Linked DNA regions of Homo sapiens: region 2 is linked to region 1. A link is a contact called in ENCODE Hi-C or POLR2A ChIA-PET data. All regions are on one chromosome and are shown on one strand. Each heading gives the region's core, a stretch centred on a gene start or an enhancer-like site at or near the end of the contact. The rest is flanking DNA. Distances are from core to core; before and after follow the strand shown.

Region 1 (6,668 bases), core at 1,065-3,564:
CACATTATTCACAATAGCCAAAAATATAAACAACCCAAATAACCATCAACCGATGAATGAATCAACAAACTGTGGTACATCCATACAATGGAATATTATTCAGTTATAAAAAAGAAGGGAGTGCTGATTCATGCTGCAACAGGGATGAACCTTAAAAACATTATGCTAAGTGAAAGAGGCCAGAGAGTGAAGGTCACATAGCGAATGATTCCATTCAAGTGAAATGTCCAAAATAGGCAAACTCGAAGAGATGGAAAATAGATGAGTGGTTGCCAGGGAACAGGCAGAGGGGAAAAGTGACTGCTTACGGTTTCCATGGTTTCCTCTTGCAGTGATAGAAATGATTTGGAATTAGACAATGGTGACGGTTGCACGACATTGTGAATATACTAAAATCCATGGGATTGTACACTTTAAAATGATGCATTTTATGTTATGTGAGTTTTTGTCTCAATAAAAAAATTGCAAAAAAAAGAAAAAAAAAGGAATTAAGAAAGCAAAAACAGGCAGGGCACGATGACTCACACCTGTAATCCCAGCACTTTGGGAGGCTAAGGCGGGAGGATCACTTGAGGCCAGGAGCTCGAGACCAGCCTGGCCAACATGACAAAACCCCATCTGTACTAAAAATACAGAAATTAGCTGACTGTGGTGCTGGGCACCTGTAATCCCAGCTACTTGGGAGGCTAAGGCACAAGAATCCCTTGAACCCAGGAGGCAGAGGTTTCACTGAGCCAAGATTGCACCACTGCACTCCAGCCTGGGCGACAGAGTGAAACTCTGTCTCAAAAAAAAAGAAAGCAAAAACACAAAAAAGCAAAGAAATTTCTCCAACTGCAATCAGAAAAAAAGGCAGAAGGAGGCTGGGCGTGGTGGCTCACACCTGTAATCCCAGCACTTTGGGAGGCCGAGGCGGGCAGATCATGAGGTCAGGAGATCAAGACCATCCTGGCCAACATGGTGAAACCCTGTCTCTATTAAAAATACAAAAAATTAGCCAGGCGTGGTGGCAGGCACCTGTAGTCCCAGCTACTTGGGAGGCTGAAGCAGGAGAATGGCGTGAACCCAGGAGGCAGAGCTTGCTGTGAGCTGAGATTGCGCCACTGCACTCCAGCCTGGGAAGACTCCGTTTCAAAAAAAAAAGGCAGAAGGTGAAGCCAGAGAGATTCATAGCATGAGAAAGACTCAATACACCATCGGTGGTTTGAAGAAGGAAAGGGCAACGTGACAAGGAATGCAGATGGCCTTAAGGAGCTGTGAAAGGCCCTGGCTGACAGCCAGTAAAGAAACAGGGACCTCAGTCCTTCAGCCACAAAGAACCAAATGCTACCAACAACCTGAGTGAGCTTGGCAGAGATTCACCCGCAGAGCCTCGAATGGAATGCTCCCCTGCTGACAGCTTGATTTCAGCTTTGTGAGACTCTAGGCAGAGGACCCAGCTGAGCCCCACTGCACCCACCCTTTGAACCTACAAAACTGTGAGATAACGATGGATATCGTTTTAAACTACTAAATTAGTGGCAATTTGTTAGGGCAGCAATAGAAAACCAATACATTGGTTTCTTAAACACTTAGTTTCTACCAGTGTATTAGTTTTCCATTGCTGCCCTAACAAATTGCCACAAATTGAGTGGCCTACAGAAAGGTGGTTTGGCTGGACGTAGCATCCCTGCATCATTTTATCTAGTGCTGACTGCAGCATGAATATGGATAGGAATGTCGAGCGTAGGAGAAAAGACAAGAAGACAAGGAAGGAGGTGAGGACGGGGCCATGAGGACTGCTTCAATACATGGCCAGACGGAAAGCCACCAATAGGAGGAGGAGCCATGAGGCTCAAGAAGAGGAAGGTAGTGCTGTGTTACGGTCATTGCTTTGATCAATGCTGTCTCAGACAACAGAATACACTCTAGCTAATTTAAATAAAAGACATGTATTTAAAGTCACTAGCAATTCATAGAATTGTTGGGAAAAGCAAGGACACAGAGGCTAGGCTGAGCTTCCAGGAATAAGTGTCAGAGGAGCTGCTGCCTCTGCCATCATCAGGGAGTCATCGATCTGGAAGCTACATCCCTGCTCTTGGCTGGAGAACCTTCCTGCCCTGCTGCGATGCACAGCAGCAAAAAGTGATGCCTCCAGCCCTGCCTCCCTGCCCAGCATCTCAGTTTCAAATGACAGTCCCAGAGAGGGCGCCTGATGGGTGGAATTGAAACCTCAACTGGAAACAGTGGAGAGGGAATATGGAAAATGTCATTTTTAGCTTTCTCTCCACTGCCAGGAAGGTATGCAAAGCAGGAATAGAATGAATGCTGAATGAGTCAGCCCACAGTATCTTCCTCAGAAGGCAAGGAAGGCCAGTGTTTGAAAGAGGGAGTGGTTAGGCTGGCAGTGTCAGATGAGGCTGAAAGAGACAACGAACCTTTCCGGAATTTAGTAATGACAGGACACCTAAACAAAGCTGAACCAATGCATCACAGAAGTGGAGTCCTTGAAGAATGAATATAAAGTGAGAAAACGAAGACAGTGCCTATTATCAAGTGTTTCCAGAAACTTGGCTGTGTAGAGGTGGAAAGAGACAGGGCGGAGCTGCAGGGGTGAGGGGTGTGGAGGGACAACTCAGAGTCAATTTCCCTTCCTCTCCTTTGACTCTGATTGGTTTGGTTTCCAGATGTCTAAAAACCGATGAGAAAGTCCTTTGCGGGGGGAGGGGGTAGATATAAAGATAAAATAGATCATTCAAAGGGGAAAAGGGCTAATCCATACAGTGAGATTTCCGAGAAGGCAGCAGGGGTGGGGCAGGGAGGCCCAGAGCGCAGGTGGAGAGTGAGCCTGGTGTGGAGTTAGCCACTTCTCCCCAGAGGAAGGCAAGGATGTGGAGGGTGAAAGCGGGCTCGCAGACACGGTAGGAGAAAGACAGGCACAGCCATCTGGTAGCTTCTATTTTCTCTGTGAAGTGGGATGCTCAGTCATCGGCTGAGAGGGAGGAGGAGGAGCGGGCAGCTGAGAGCCAGGAGAGGGACAGCGCGATGGGTCCTCTGGAGAGTGAGAGGGCGAGGGGGGCCACAGACACAGCGAGGGGGGAATATCACACCCCCTGAGCATGGCAGGACCTGCGCGCTGGGGTGTGGCTCTCCTGGAGCAGAGAGAAAGTATGCACACACACACACACACACACACACACAGACACAGACACACAGAAACACAGACACACAAACACACATACACACAGAAACACAGACACAGACCCCCACACACGGACACACAGACACACATATATGATACTTCTTGTCTCATCTGGGATGGGGTTTTTGCCAGATGGGTACAACACTAAGAAAAAATGAGCTTGGGAGTTGGTTCTGTGAACACCTAGCTGGTTTGAGAAGAAAACAGAAAGGTGAGGGCTGAGGGAGTGGGAGAAACAGAGGCCGCGGCACCACTCCCAACCAGGTGGCACCAAGAGCCAGCGTGGCAGAGGAGGGGGGAGGTGCGGGAAGCAAACTGCGGGAGAAGAGGTCGCACTGAGAGAGTGCCGCTGCTGACTTAGGGATGTGCAGTCTTTTGAATGATTGCTATTTTCCAGATCCTGTAATAGACTAAATGATACCCCAGAGAAATTCGAATAATAGTGATGACACGTCCACAGGGGGCAGATTTACCAAGAAACCTAAGCTGTAAGGCCTGTCACCTGTAAGCCCTGGGAGGGGCCCTAGCAGTTTTTATGTTTGTTATTTTGCATATATGCACAAGCTTCAGGGACAAAACTTAGGTCCACCCACGGGCCCCTCCCCAGGCCTTGGAAAAGGACATGCACATAAGGAACACCACAGTCAAAGTTTCCTCAGCATCACGCCATCTCCATCCCGTCATGACATCTAACTGCACTGAAAGAAATGAGCATCTAGCTGAGGTTAAGTTTCTGCACATGTGCGTATGTGTATTGCATAGACTTTAAGGTGGCCCCATGACCCCTGTGACTTGCTCCTAACCAACAGAATATGACCAACGTGATGCAGTGTGACTCTCAGGATTATGTAGTTATATAAGACTTGGTCTGTTTGAAAGATTTGAAGAAGCCAGCTACCCTGAGGTCTACATCTTTCCACAGCCTTGGTGAGTTTGGATGGAGACCCTTACCCATGGGAGTCTCGAGATGAGAACGCAGCCCTGGTCAGGACCCTGATTGCAGTTTTGCTGAGGACCCAGCTAGGCTGTGCCCAGACACCTGCCCCACAGAAACATAATAAATGTGTGTTGTTTTAAGCCATTGAGTTTACGGTAATTTGTTATGCAGCATAAAAAAATGGATACAATAAGTAAACATAAGGATAATAGTCCTTGCTTTGCTGGGTTGATGTGAGGATTGTATGGGATATGTGAAGGTGGTGCTATGGTGTGAATGACTGTGTCCCTCCCTCCAAAATGCAGGTGTTGGAACCTAATCCTCAACGTGGTGGTAGGTTTACCACCTGAAGCAGAGAACAGCCCTCACCAGATACTGAACCAGCTGGTGCCTTAACATTGGACTTCCAGCCTCCAGAACTGTGAGATGTAAGTTTCTGTTCTTTATAAATGACCCAGCCTCAGGCATTTTGTTATAGCAGCAGGAACAGACTAAGATAGTGGCCAACACAATTCCAGGTGCCTGGTAATGCTTCCCTTCTGCCCCTTCAGGGACAGAAGTTCTAGAAAGAAGCAATAGGTCTAGTGAGAAGCAACTCATCCCAACTCTATTAGAGTTGACTTAGAGGCCCAGGCCAATTTAGTTGGTGGGACAGTAAGTGTTTTAGAAGTAGACTTGGGTTCAGATCATGGCTCCATTACACCCCAGCTGTATGATTCTGGGGAAGTGTTGTGCTGGACCCCTGTTGATTCCAATAGGGATGGTGCCCTGTCCGAGAGGCTGAAGAAGAGATCCAGAGCTAGTAGACCAGACTGTTGATTGAGGACCCACATACGGGGCAGTCCAGGAACGGGGGGCTAGACATGAGAACTGCTATTGTTTGAAAAAGCATGCAGTTTATATGGCAATTTTCACTTCCCACCCTCCATCTATCAACCTCTGTTTAAACCAAAACAAAGGCTTCAATCCCCTGTACACCTGTGTTCCAAGGAATGGACCAGGGGTTCGGATGTCCCTCATAGATAAGGAGTGAGTCTCTGGGTTGGCCACTCCCAGACACACATTCTTCTTAGACCACAGGGTCATTCTCAGGGTGTGCTTAAGTTACTGCTGTCAGTTGCATCTGCCATACAGGAAGTCACTTAACCACCTTGACTGGTGCAGTCTTCACCTGCAAAGGAAACATGTACTTAACTTCCCAGGGGACAGAGGAAACCAAAGCAGATAAAAATACATAGAAACCATTTTGTGTAGTCGCTGGCATGGAATAAGAGCTCAACAAAGGTCCTTTCCCTTAGTCTCTTGCATTTCAGGACCACAAACTCTCCACCTGGAAGCCCCTGTCCTATCCTGCTGCACCCCTGCACCGCCCTGCTCATCTGCCCTTCTCCACTCTTCTCTGGAAAACCCTCCTGCCTTGGCCCAGCTCCATTCTTTCCAGGGCTCCTTCTTAGAGGATGTGCTTTGGGAAGGAGCTCGTTAGTGCACTCAAACCAAGGGGTTCACAGTCCATGATTTAATATGAGGGGTTCCCTGGGGCACTTGGCTTTTCGCAGGGCTTAAGCTTTCAACCTGAGGATGAATCTTTAATGACAGTACTTCAACACTTGGGACAGAACCCTAGGGGATGGTGATGAGCAGTCGGTCTTCACTATGCACTTTGGACCCTGCACTGAGCCCCATGGCCTACTCTTCCTGGGCTAAGCATTGTGCTGGAGTGGACGGGACCATCAGCCTGAAACCATGAACACACCCAGTCACTGGGCAGAAATGAGAGGTGGCACACACTTCCGACCCAGCTGCTCAGAGGCGAAGTGATATTTCACGCCTGAAATGTTCATCTCATAAAACTCTTAAAATATGCTAATTAATGGTAAACTGGGCAGATACTTTTCTGTTAAAGAACAGATTACAGCACTAAGTGACCCAGGGAGATCACATTCTAAAATGGATGCTCCAGACTAAGGTAACTTGATACGCTGCCCTTTTGACCAGAATTTGCTGGGAAAGAAATAAACCATATCATCATATAGTTTGTGGTATGTGAAGGTGAAGTGCGTTAGTTTCAACAAAACACTGAGGCACAGGCTCTCAAAATGAATTTTTGTATTGCTTCCTAGAGTGAAAAGTTGTTGGATAGATGTAGTTTGTATACTAAAATATTGAAATTTCTGGGGCATTTTGCTGTATTACAGAGACAAGTAAAATAGTAAAAACTGGAATGGTTTCAGAAACACTAGAACATATGGTACCCATCCTAGCAAAATTCATTGCCAACGCAGAAACCAAAAATAATTGGAATTTTTGGTGAGGTGAATTTGGAGACACTGCCAAAAAATGGACTCTTCCCATCTCTATGCCTTCTGCTTGCGGTCTCTGGCCAAATGCTGTCCATGGATGAAAAACAAGGTTTCCCAGGAGGTTGCTAAAGTAGACGGCATCATGCAGTAGGACGGCCTTGCCCTGCTGAGGAGAAATGACAAGGCACATATGGTGCTCATTCCTGCAAACGTCAACTCCTTATTTCAAAACCAAAAAATGAAATAAAAT
Region 2 (6,668 bases), core at 1,339-3,838, 77 kb before region 1:
AGGGCCCCCAGGGATCTATGAATGCCTGGAGATGGGAGGCTGATGGGAGGCAGCAGGTTACAAGCCCCCATAGGGTAGGATTCAGAAGCCTTGGGTAGCATAATCAGACAGAAGGTTAGACGGAAGGCACAAAGTCACATACAAGGCCAATTTGGCAGCACAGAGCATACCTATTTTGGGGCTCGGGCCAGCAGAGCAGGACCCAGGACTACAGCAAAGGAGAATCATACCTGAGAGAGAAGAGGGAGTCTGCCCACTGTGACCAGGCCTCTATATCCCAGAACACTGACAATTCTAAATCCCCTGGGTCAGAGGCTGAGCTTACTGCTAAAATGCTGTCTTCTCAGTGAGGACTGATGCAGGAATTCTTCAGAGCTGGATCTGAAAATGACAGGCAAGTCCCCATCTGCAAGGAGTGGGAAGGCAGAGGCCACCAGATGCCTTTAAGCTTTTACTCTTGACCCTGACTTCTCCAGATAAACTGCTCACCTAAACCTTTGCTCTTCTGATGGTCCTCATTCTACCAGCTTTGTCCTCCTAAACCTCCAGGCTGCTTTTTCTACCTATGCTGCTTCAGACTACCAACTGATGACAAATTGTCGGCCTCGACTTCTCTGCTTTTTTCTTCTTCTTCACTTCTGAGGTCTCCGCTCCTGATGGAAGGCTGGTGTTGAAAGGATTCCAGCCACAGCCTGGACCACACCCCAGGAGCCAGTCTGTCGATGCTCTTGTCTCGGTACCTTTCTCATAAATCAGCCAGGGAGGGGTTCAGTCTGCATCCTGGCCAGAGATCAATGGTGCTAATGGTGTCTGGTCCATTAGAGGTGGAAGAGTTCCAGCCTGTGCAAGTCTGCAGCGAACTGCACCATCAGCTCTGCCAGGTACAGACTCTGGGAATATTCCTTGGTAGTTCCCTGGTCACTCAGAACAGGGCACAGTAAAAGGAAAAACCTTGTCACAGGGCCATCTGACAGACCGTTCTGTCCTATGCCAGATTCCTCATCCTTCCTAATCCTAGGGACACAACCCCTTGCCAGTCATCCCATAAAGTAGTTTTCTTGGTTATTCCTGTAACAGAACTGTCTGTAGACCGTCATCCTTCTCCCAAAGACTGCAGCCACTCTGCGAATTATCTTCACAGAGCACTTTAAGCTGGACCACTCCAAGGATGAGGACCTGGAGGAAGCATTTGGATAGATACAGCCTGTGTCGTGCTGCACTGGGAGGGGGTCATCCCAGTGTGGTTCCAGGATCACGGCTCTTGGAAATCCCAGTAAGGATGTCTTATTCTAGAAAATAAGCTTTATGGTTAGCAAAGGTGGCTATGTTCTCCTTATTAATGGGTACCATTGGAAGACAATGCATCCCTGGACCTACTCACTAGGTCACTTCCATGGTGAGGCTCCAGTCCCTCCACACAGGTTCACTCAGGAAAATCTCTTATTATCCACGCAACAAGATCCTATTTGCCATGTTGTATTCACTTAGACCCATCTTTTAGCAGCTGTGACTTATGCACATCTTCATCTCTACGGTATCAAAATCCAAGATCTCTAAACCAAATGTGGGCGGTGGCTGGAATTTCCCCATCCTGTGGGCAGCAACTTTTGGAAACACTAACAGAATAGAATAAAAAAAGAGGCTGGATTCTATTTGCAGCTTAACACCAACCGCTGAATGAAGCCCTGACTCCCCGTTTTGATGTGCTACCAAGTTTGAATCATGCTGACACATGCCCATCTGTCAGGTGGAATAATGGGGTTTTGAGTGGCTTAATTGTAGCCCAAGTATTAAAGCCCTGCTGAGTTACACGGTGTTGAGTTAAGGCATGTCCACAGTAAAGAGAATGCTCTTCTCTGCCTGAACCAAGGCAAAGACAGAGCTCTTTCCACTAATGGTGACTCCTAGCCACAGATCTGTTGCTAAAAGGAAAACAAGCCCATCTCCTGTTTGTTCTTTAATAGCCTCATCTCTGATATAAGCAGCCTTCCCACCTCCAGAAACTCAGCATTAAAGTGACATCATTGAAATTTGCCATAAATACTGCAAGCACTTTTTTCAAAATGATCTGGTTTATGAGCAGGGTAGCGTAGCCATAACAAGCACCCCTTTCAATACCAACTAATTCTATTTGAAATAGCCTGTCCATTTTTCCATCCCAGGGTCTCTCACCCCTCCTACTTAAAATGCAAAGCAGAATTAAGATTTTGAACTCTAAAGTCAGACATAACTAGATTCAATCCCAGCTCTGAAAATCACCATGGGGTGCGAAAGTTATAAAACATGTTATCAAAATTTTAACACTCCTTCCATCAAGAGTTGGGGTCCATTGCCCTTGAATCTGGGCTCTGTGACTGCTTTACCCAATAAAGTACAACAGAAGTTATGGTACCAGCTTCTGGATGCAGACCTTAAGAAACCAGCAGCTTCTACTTGCTGTCTCCTGGGGTGCTCCTCCTTCTCAGAGCCCAGTCATCCTGCTGGGAGGAAGCTCAACAGCTCATGGAGAGGTCCACGGAGAGGAGACCCAGGTCCTCAGGCCCATGGCCCCAGCTGGGCTCCCAGCCAACAGCCACCACCAATGTGCCAGTCCTGCAAGTGAGCCATCTTGTAAGTAGTCATCTAGCCCCAAGGCTATGAATAATGCTACTGTGAACATTCATCTACAAGTTTTTATGTAGACATATGTCTTCATTTCTCTTGGGTATTTTCCTAGGAGTAGAATAGCTAGACCATATGGTAATTCTATATTTGACAATTTGAGGAACTGCCAATCTGTTTTCCACAGAGGCTGCACCATTTTAGATTCCCACTAATGATATATGAAGACTCCAGTTCTCTTTATCCTAGCCAACACATTTTATTATATGTCTTTGTGCTTATAGCTATCCTAGTGTGTGAAGTTTTATCTCATTGTGCTTTTGATTGCATTTCTCTGATGGCTAATGATATTGAGCATCTTTTTATGTGTTTATTGTTCATTTGCATATTTTCTTTGGAGTATGTCTATTCAGATCCATTGCCCATTTTTAATTGGGTTGTATGTCGTATTATAATTATTTGTATATTCTAGATATTTAACAGTTATTTGTATATTCTAGATATCAATTTGCAAATATTTTCTCCCATTCTATGGGTTGTCTTTTTTTTTTTTTTTTTTTTTTTTTTTGAGACAGGGCCTTGCTCTGTTGCCCAGGCTGGAGTGCAGTAGCACAACCATAGCTCACTGCAGCCTCAAATTCCTGGACTCAAGTGATCCTCCTGCCTCAGCCTCCTGAGTAGTGGGGACCCAGGCATGAACCACTGTGCCCAGCCCTTTTTTGACTTTCTTGATGGTCTCCTTTGAACCACAAAAGTTTTTGATTTTTATGAAGTCCAATTTGTCTGTATTTTCTTTGGCTACTTGTGCTTTAGGTGCCATATCTAAGAAACTATTGCCTAATCCAAGGTCATGAAGATTTACATCTATTGTTTTTAACAAGTGTCATAGTTTTAGCTTTTACAATTAGGCTTTGATCCATTTTGAGTTAATTTTTTTATATGGTGTGAGGTAGGACATCCATTTAATTCTTTTACATGTGGATATCCAGCTGTCCCAGAACCATTTATTGAAAAGACTATTCTTTTCCCCATTGAGTTATCTAGGCACCCTTGTTGAAATTCAATTGACTGAAAATTTGAAGATTTATTTCTGGACTCTCAATTGTATTCCATTGGTCTGTATATCACTCCTTATGCTACTAACACAGTATCTTGATTACTATTGCTTTATGGTAAGTTTTGATACCAGGAAATTGAGTCTTCCAACTTTGTTCTTCTCTTTCAAGATAATTTTGGCTATTCTGAGTCTCTTGCATTTCCATATGAATTTTAGGATGATTTTATCAATGTCTGCAAAGAACCCAGCTGGAATTTTGATGGAGATTGCACTAAATGACTCTATAGATCTTTTTGGGGAGTGTTGCCATCTTAGCAATATTAGGTATTCTGATTCTTGAACATGAGGTGTCTTTCTATTTATTTAGGTCTTGTTTAACTTCTTTTAATAATGTTTTGTAGTCTTCAGAGCATTTAAGTTTTGTACTTCTTTTGTTAAATATATACCCAAGTATTCCATTCTTTTTGATGCTATTGTAAGGGACAGTTCTTGCTCTTTTTTCATTACTAAGAAGGTCTTCCTTGCTAATGGCTCTATCTTACACAGATATTTCAGTTATGTAGGAGTTTTAGGCTTCTGGTTAAGCCTTAGCTATTTTACAATTAATCAACTGGAAATAAACTACATAATAAAGATTTTCCTTTGCCCTGATCCAATAGGGTCTAACAAATTAAATTTATATTTTCAAGGAGCTTACTTTTCATTTTATTTACTTTTGTTTCTCAGTTCAAATGCAATTAGCAGGAAAACAAAATGTGGCCCACTATGCTTTCCTCAGACCTATGTTAAATAACCTTATTTTAAAGAAACATAAAGCAGAAGTCCTTTCCCAGCTACTTTCCTTGAAAAGAATTCTATTCTTTGGGCTATTTCTGTATGCCCTTTCGGCAATGCAATCTTTAGTCTCAACATATGTGGATTTCAATTTTCTTCTTTCTTGAGAATAATTAGAAAAAGCATAAAATGGAGTTTAGAAATAGAAAAGAGATGATATAAAAGAAGAGCAGTGGGAATTTTGCAAAGAAACCTTGACAGAAATGAAGGTCGCTGAGGGCAGGGCCTTTTGTGCCTTGAATAGCTCCTGCTTGGTGAGGAGGGGCCTGCCGAGGGACTCTAGTGCCCAGCAGGGCATGGCCTGGCTGTGGCTTCAGAAATCAAAATCAGAAAGAAACCAAAATGGGCTTCTTTTTTTGTTAGCGAAAAGTTTCAAATATACCAAATTTTAAAAATACATATTTGTCATAATGAACAAATATAATGTACCTCCAGGAACCCACCAACCCAGACTCAACAATCATCAACTCGTGGTCATTTCATCTATAAACCCACCAATCCCCCACCTCCACCTCTGATTATTTGGAAGCAAATCACAGACATTACATTGTTTCACCTACAAGCCTTTCACTGTATATGTATATATCCATATCTGTGTGTGTGTCAGTGTGTGTGTGTGTGTATAATTCCTTAACATTATAAAATATTCAACCAGGTTCAAATTTGTCCATTACCACATAATTTGTTTTCCTGACAGATTTTTTGGATCGGGATCCAAAAACTTATATAAAGTTTCATGTGTTATAATTGGTAGATGTTTCCCTTCGAGTCTTTTAATCCATGTTCCAATGAAGATCCAGGCACAAGGGAAAATGCACATAAATCGTCCGCAACAAAGCAAAATTCTTAACCACTTTAAGCAACCAATAACAGTGAGTATAAATTTCACAAGTCATAGATTCAAAAGCACAAAAATGTAACTTCATTTTACCAATTTTTAACTTGAGCCCCTCATTCTGTCTTTAGTTTGAAAACTCAACCCAGCCTCAGATAAATTTAATCAAATGCAGTGAGTTTTCCATTTTAATCACATTCAGAACACACCTTCCTGGATTTCTACCTGGAGCTGATGCTATCCACTTAAATGCAGCTTGTGGTGGTGGGGAGGAGCTTATCTGAGCTCCTCCTGTTTCTTTTCCCCCCTCTACATTAATTTTTGATTGCTGTGTAACAAACTACCACAAACTTAGCAGCCTAAAACAACACTCATTTGTTAGCACAGAGTTCTGTAGGTCGGAAGTTCTGCACAGCATGGCTGGCTTCGCTGCTCAGGGGGCAAAGTCCTCTGGAGACTTTGGGGGAAAATCCACTTCCAAGCTCATTCTTGTTGTTGGCAGAATTCAATTCTTTTTGGTTGTGAGACTGCAGTCCTGGTTTCCTTGCTGGCCGTTAGCTGGGAGATCACCCACGTCCTTGCACATGAACCCCTCCATCTTCAAGCCAGCAAGGCTGCATCAAATCCATCGTGGGCTTCAAACTTGACTTCCTTATCTGTAGCCAGAGGGAGAAAACTGCTTTTAAAGGGGTCACGTGACTAGGTTGGTTCCCCTCGCCACAGATCATCTCCCTATCTTCACACCAACTTACGTGGTAACTTAATGACACCTGCAAAATGCCATCACAGCAGCTTCTAGGTGCATATATACCAGGGACTTGGAACCAGGGCAGGGCGATGGGGGTCTCAGAAGTCTGCCTACAATGGTCTCCATGAGACACAGCTGCATCCTCAACTGTCCACGCCATACCTTCTGATGGTGGGTCTCCTCATCCAGTCTCGAGTCCTGCTTGCTCGCTCGCTCTCTCTCTCTCTCTCTCTCTCTCTCTCTCTCTCTCTCTCTCTCTCTCTCTCTCCTTCTCTCTCTCTCTCTCTCTCCCAATTAACCTCCAGAAGTGAGAAAGGCAGGACTGGGGGCTGAAAGAGAAGTTTCCCCCCAGTGTGTTGTAAACTGCAGCTCCAGCCTTTCCTAAGGGGAGCTGGATGGCCCTTCAGAGTTGGCCCAAACCGAGACAAGGAGGCTGGGCTTTTATATCCCCACATTGCCCAGTCACTTGGCACAAGCACAGAGACTGGATGAGGAGACCCACCACTTCTTGGAGGAAGGGGGTGATGCCTTATCTTGTGGAAGGGGGTGATGCCTAATCAGTTCCCTGTGGCTGAGGGCAGTTTCTGATGAGG

What was found. Hi-C counts contacts between places; a loop is a spot of excess contacts on that map. ChIA-PET counts read pairs that join two places held with the same protein, here RNA polymerase II (POLR2A). Pooled maps may share reads with other maps.
Region 2: a loop to region 1 is called in a map of dorsolateral prefrontal cortex, with 11 times the contacts of the local background. The contact joins two enhancer-like sites. A Hi-C loop is called at or near these places in 6 of 168 maps with a recorded cell type or tissue (PC-9, dorsolateral prefrontal cortex, endothelial cell of hepatic sinusoid and 3 more) and 1 of 50 pooled maps. POLR2A ChIA-PET finds 5 or more read pairs at or near these places in 2 of 52 experiments (AG04450 and PC-9).

The regions. Positions count from the first base shown.
Region 1 is chr18:8,946,482-8,953,149 of GRCh38, forward strand. No RefSeq gene overlaps it. Among named protein-coding and RNA genes, the nearest start is that of NDUFV2, 150 kb to the right of the region's middle. RefSeq lists an enhancer at 2,136-2,908. Within about 2 kb of position 2,315, at least 5 of the 41 ENCODE cell types and tissues checked have a DNase peak (open chromatin) inside an H3K27ac peak, as active enhancers do; they include dorsolateral prefrontal cortex, where a contact is called at or near this core.
Region 2 is chr18:8,869,048-8,875,715 of GRCh38, forward strand. No RefSeq gene overlaps it. Among named protein-coding and RNA genes, the nearest start is that of GACAT2, 160 kb to the left of the region's middle. Within about 2 kb of position 2,589, at least 2 of the 41 ENCODE cell types and tissues checked have a DNase peak (open chromatin) inside an H3K27ac peak, as active enhancers do; they include dorsolateral prefrontal cortex, where a contact is called at or near this core.